Linked DNA regions of Homo sapiens: region 1 is linked to region 2. A link is an interaction called in ENCODE POLR2A ChIA-PET data of the cell type or tissue named here. Cell type or tissue: PC-9. All regions are shown on one strand.

Region 1 (2,500 bases), 180 kb before region 2:
TACAGAGTGGCCTCCATTCTGAGAGCATGGCTTCAAGGACTCGGGAGAGAATTACGGACAGACCATGTGCGGAGCTCTCCTCCTCCTCCTCTCCCAATGGCCCCTCTTCCTCCTCTTCCCTCTACCCACCCCTACCCCCCTGCCTTCCTTTCTGTCTCCGCCCTGCTTTAGGAAGCCAAGGAGCGGCCAGTCCTCTCGGGGCTCTGTCTGCCACCCTGGATTTGGGGACTGTGATTCCCTATACTGAAAACTCACTTCAGGCTGGGCACAGTGGCTCACACCTATAATCCCAGCACTTTGGGAGGTCGAGGTGGGAGGATCACTTGCTCAGAAGTTCAAGACCAGCCTGGGCAACATGGTGAAACCCCATCTTTACGAAAAATACAAAAACTTAGCTGGGCGTGGTGGCCCGCATCTGTGGTCCTGGCTATTTGGGGGCGCTGAGGCAGGAGAATTGCTTGAGTCTCGGGGGTTGAGGTTGCAGTGAGCTGAGATTGCACCTTACCAAGTACCACTTGGTACTAAAGTGTCTTCTACACTTTAGCCTGGGCAACATAGTGAGACCTTGTCTCAAAAAAAAAAAAAACTAATTTAAAAGTTGAATGCTGGGCACGGTGGCTCATGCCTATAATCCCAGCACTTTGGGAGGTCAAGGCAGGCAGATCACCTGAGGTCAGGAGTTCGAGACCAGCCTGGCCAACATGGTGAAACCCTGTCTATACTAAAATTCAAAAATTAGCCAGGCGTGGTGGCGCACGCCTATAATCCCAGCTACTCAAGAGGCCGAGGCAGGAGAATCACTTGAACCTGGGAGGCGGAGGTTGCAATGAGCTGAGATTGTGCCACTGCACTCCAGTGTGGGCAACAGAGTGAGACTCTGTCTCAAAAATAAAAAGTTAACAAAAGTTTCTATTATGAAACATTTCAGGCATACATGAACATAGAGTGATGTGTTGAACCTGATGTACCCATCATTGCACTTTATCTTCAACATTTCCCCAGTAACCTTAAGACACCTGACCCCCACATGACTCCCAAAGAGCCTGTCTGGCCGCTCTACAGGGAATTAGCTCTTCAGATGCAGGCACTGAATAAGAAAGCCTTCTCTCCTTCCAACTCCAAGAGTCTGATTTAATAAACGCCTTCTCAATGGGGATTTTACACAGTATACAAACTTGAGCAGTGTTAGAATGTTCTAGAAGCCAGCATCTCTCTCCTGCTCCAGGAGACCATCCTAAATAAGAGAAGGGTTTTAAAATTCTCCTGTGCCACTAACAATTCTCACCTTTTTCCTCTTTCTGGTGGAAGGGAATTTTCCTTGATATTCCTGAGCACCAGAGATATTGCAAGCATTCCCATGGAATTTGCAGTTATTCTCCTGCAACCTGACTTCTTTGTCTGTTCCCTTGTGGTTTTCACAGGAATGTGAGCTATGCTAAAGGAACACCTAGATTTGGCTCAGTCTGGAGAGAACTGGTTTTGAGAATCAGTGAAGGCTGCAAAAGTGTAATTTGGAAATTATTTCAGTTCGGAGGTGAGCCCTGTCTTATCTTTGGACAGTAGTTAGTAACTGGCGCACCAGGAGTTGTGGAGTGGCTGGGCCTGGGCTTTCATCTTGGCCCAGCCTCTTGTTAGCAGCCCTTCAAGTGACTGGAGCTTTACGGAGAACATGCTGCAACCTGGCTTTGCTCAGCCTGCCGCCAGTGTGGGCAAACCTCTTCGCTGGCAGGGCCCGGGGCACGGCGCTAGGTCTCACCACCCCTCTCCCCAGCCAACGGCTTTCTCCCAGCCTCCCAAGACAGCCTCTCACCCGGCCAGGCAGGCACCCCGGCGAATCTGATCCCTGGCCTAGCTCAGCTCACAACACGGGTGTCTCCGAGCCCCACAGCAGCCATTTCCCCGTGTTTACCCTCCTCGGTCCTCTGACCACCCCCTTCACCCTCAGCTGATGACCACCTCCCGCTTCGCAGTGGAACTAATAGCGTCTCCAGCTCTCCAGCCCCGATCCTCCCTTCCCTTCCCTTCCCGGCTTCCCAAGAGCCTCAGGCTCTCCAAGTGCCCACTTTTCCTGGGCTTCGAGTGTCTTGAAAGGAATTCCTTCCAGACTTCCAGCTTCCTCTAGCTCGGAGTTCCTCCACATCTGTGGCTCCTGATGTCAGGGCTGGACGCCGCACTGGACACTGCAGGGTGTTGAGCAGCATCCCTGGCCTCCACCCACGTGGTCCCAGTAGTGACATCCCAGTGGTGAAACCCAAAAATGTCCTGACATTGCCGCATGTCCCCTGGGAGGCAGAGTCTCCCCTAGCGAGAGCCACTGCTGTGTGTGTTGGCCTCCCACCCACATACTGTCCTGTTCCCTGTCTCCACCTCCTTCCAGAAGCATCCTCTCCCATTGGCTTTCAGGAGCACCTCCTCCTCCCACCTGTCTAACTGCCCCTGAGGCCATGCCCCATCTGTCTTTAGCGCCTTTCCCCAGCCTTTGACTCAGCCGGTTATGCCA
Region 2 (2,500 bases):
GCATACCATTTAAAGTATACAATTCAGTGACATTTAGTACATTTACAATGTTGTGCAACCATCCCTACTACCTAGTTCCAGAACATTCTCATCTCCCCAAAAGGACACCCCATAGTTATTTATTTATTTATTTATTTATTTATTTATTTATTTATTTATTTTGAGACGGAGTCTCACTCTGTCGCCCAGGCTGGAGGGCAGTGGTGCAATCTCGGCTCACTGCAAGCTCCGCCTCCCGGGTTCATGCCATTCTCCTGCCTCAGCCTCCTGAGTAGCTGGGACTACAGGTGCCTGCCACCATGCCTGGCTAATTTTTTGTATTTTTGGTAGAGACGGGGTTTCACCGTGTTAGCCAGGAAGGTCTTGATCTCCTGACCTCATGATCCACCCGCCTCGGCCTCCCAAAGTGCTGGGATTACAGGCATGAGCCACTGCGCCCGGCCTATTTATTTATTTTTGTTTTTGTTGAGAGAGGGTCTTCTTCTGTCACCCAGGGTGACTGCAGTGGCACAATCATGGTTGAGTGCAGCCTCAGCCTCCTGGGCTCAAGCAATCTTCCCACCTCTGCCTCCTGAGTAGCTGGGGACGTGGGCATGTGCCACCGTGGTCAGCTAATTTTCAAATGTTTTGTAGAGATGGGGCCTTGCTATGTTGCCTAGGCTGGTCTCAGACTCCTGGCCTCAAGTAATCTTCCTCCCCTGGCCTCCCAAGGTACTGGGATTACAGACGTGAGCCACCATGCCCAGCCCCCCATACTTACTAAGCAGTCACTCCACATTCCTGCCTTCCTGCAGCCTTGGAAAACCCTAATCTGTTTTGGCCTCCCAAAGTGCTGGGATTACAGACGTGAGCCACTGTGCCCGGCTAACAAATTGTTTTCTGCCCATGCATTTATGTATTGTATGTGACGCATTTGTGCTAGAATAGCAGAGTTGCAGCAGAGAGCCCTCGAGGCCCAAAAATATTTACTATTTGGCCCTTTTCAAATGTTTGCCAACCTTTGGTCTAGAAGGTTACATTCTGGAGCAAACAGATCATAGACAGATAAAGAAAGGCAGATGCTAAAATCAGCCGGGCGTGGTGGCAGGCACCTGTAGCCCCAGCTACTCGGGAGGCTGAGGCAGGAGAATGGTGTGAACCCGGGAGGTGGAGGTTGCAGTGAGCCGAGATCGCGCTACTGCACTCCACTGGGCGATAGAGCAAGACTCCGTCTCAAAAAAAAAAAAAAAAAAAAAGAAAGAAAGAAAAGCAGATCCTGAATCTGGTCCCCTCCACTCACCCGCGCTTCCCAGTTATGAAAGGCAACACAATCTCCACATCTTCTTTCTTGGGTTTTGGGTTGGTTTGAGTTGGGGCCACGAAGGGAAGTGAAAATGATGTGGTCCTCATTGCTTTCACAGTTTCAAACCCAACTCCAGTGTTTATCAGCTGATGGGCTGTGGGCAGGTGACTCATCTCTGAGCCACTATGCTCATAGGTAAAATGAGAATGAGGGCGGCTGTGTTACCGGATTCTTTGAGGTCATATCCAAAAAACACATAGCACAAAATAAATGCTCATGAGATGCAGAGGCCAGGTGTGGTGGCTTATGCCTGTGATCCCAGCACTTTGTTTTTCTGTTTGTTTTGTTTTGAGACAGAGTCTTGCTCTGTCACCCAGGCTGGGTGCAGTGGCAAGATCTCGGCTCACTGCAAACTCCACCTCCCAGGTTCAAGCGATTCTGCTGCCTCAGGCTCCCAAGTAGCTGGGATTACGGGCTCCCGCCACCAAGCCCGGCTAATTTTTGTATTTTTAGTAGAGATGGGATTTTGCCATGTTGGCCAGGCTGGTCTCGAACTCCTGACCTCGGGTGATCCACCTGCCTCGGCCTCCCAATGTGCTGGGATTACAGGCGTGAGCCGCTGCACCCGGCCACTGTAATCCCAGCACGTTGGGAGGCCAAGGTGGGAGGATCGCTTGAGTCCAGGAGTTCCAGACCAGCCCAGGAAACATAGTGAGACCCTGTCTTTACAGACAAAAAATTAGCTGGGTGTGGTGCCGTGAGCCTGTGGTCCCAGCTGCTCAGGAGCCTGAGGCAGGAGAATCCCTCAAGCCCAGCAGGTTGAGGCTGCAGTGAGCTGAGACTGCCAAAGATTGCGCCACTGCACTCCAGCCCAGGTGACAAAGCGAGACTCGGTCTCAAGAAAAAAAAAAAAGAAAAGATACAAAAAAAAACAAGAATAAACCCTATTGAATTGGAGGTACTGAGGTGAATTCATGGTTTTCAAAATATAAAGATAAATATAGAAATAAGTTTGTGTGTGTGTGTGTGTGTGTGTGTGTGTGTGTGTGTTCCCATTTATCTACTAAGAGGACCTGGGAGCCACATACCCCAGTAACAATGGGCACACTTAACACCCAGATCATTTCTAACTGCCAATCTCCACCTAGCCCAGGGCTTTTTGGAAAAATGAGAGCAGCCTGGGCAACATAGCAAGACCCATTTCTACAAAAAATTTAA

The links. ChIA-PET counts read pairs that join two places held together with the same protein. Peaks named below come from ENCODE experiments on the same cell type or tissue, not always from the same donor. Only the 100,000 strongest peaks of a DNase experiment are listed, where the experiment ranks them.
Region 1: POLR2A ChIA-PET joins it to region 2 with 19 read pairs; 2 of 35 experiments call an interaction of 5 or more read pairs at or near these places.

Annotation. Positions count from the first base shown.
Region 1 is chr19:7,988,425-7,990,924 of GRCh38, reverse strand. All of the region lies in intron 2 of ELAVL1 (ELAV like RNA binding protein 1), which reads left to right. Among named protein-coding and RNA genes, the nearest start is that of ELAVL1, 16 kb to the left of the region's middle. In PC-9, no CTCF peak of the experiment used is centred here; DNase peaks (open chromatin) are centred at 1,514 and 2,474; H3K27ac peaks cover 2,500 bases.
Region 2 is chr19:7,806,665-7,809,164 of GRCh38, reverse strand. All of the region lies in intron 1 of LOC124904628 (a long non-coding RNA gene), which reads right to left. Among named protein-coding and RNA genes, the nearest start is that of EVI5L, 22 kb to the left of the region's middle. In PC-9, no CTCF peak of the experiment used is centred here; DNase peaks (open chromatin) are centred at 964, 1,544 and 2,124; H3K4me3 peaks cover 1,258 bases; H3K27ac peaks cover 1,991 bases.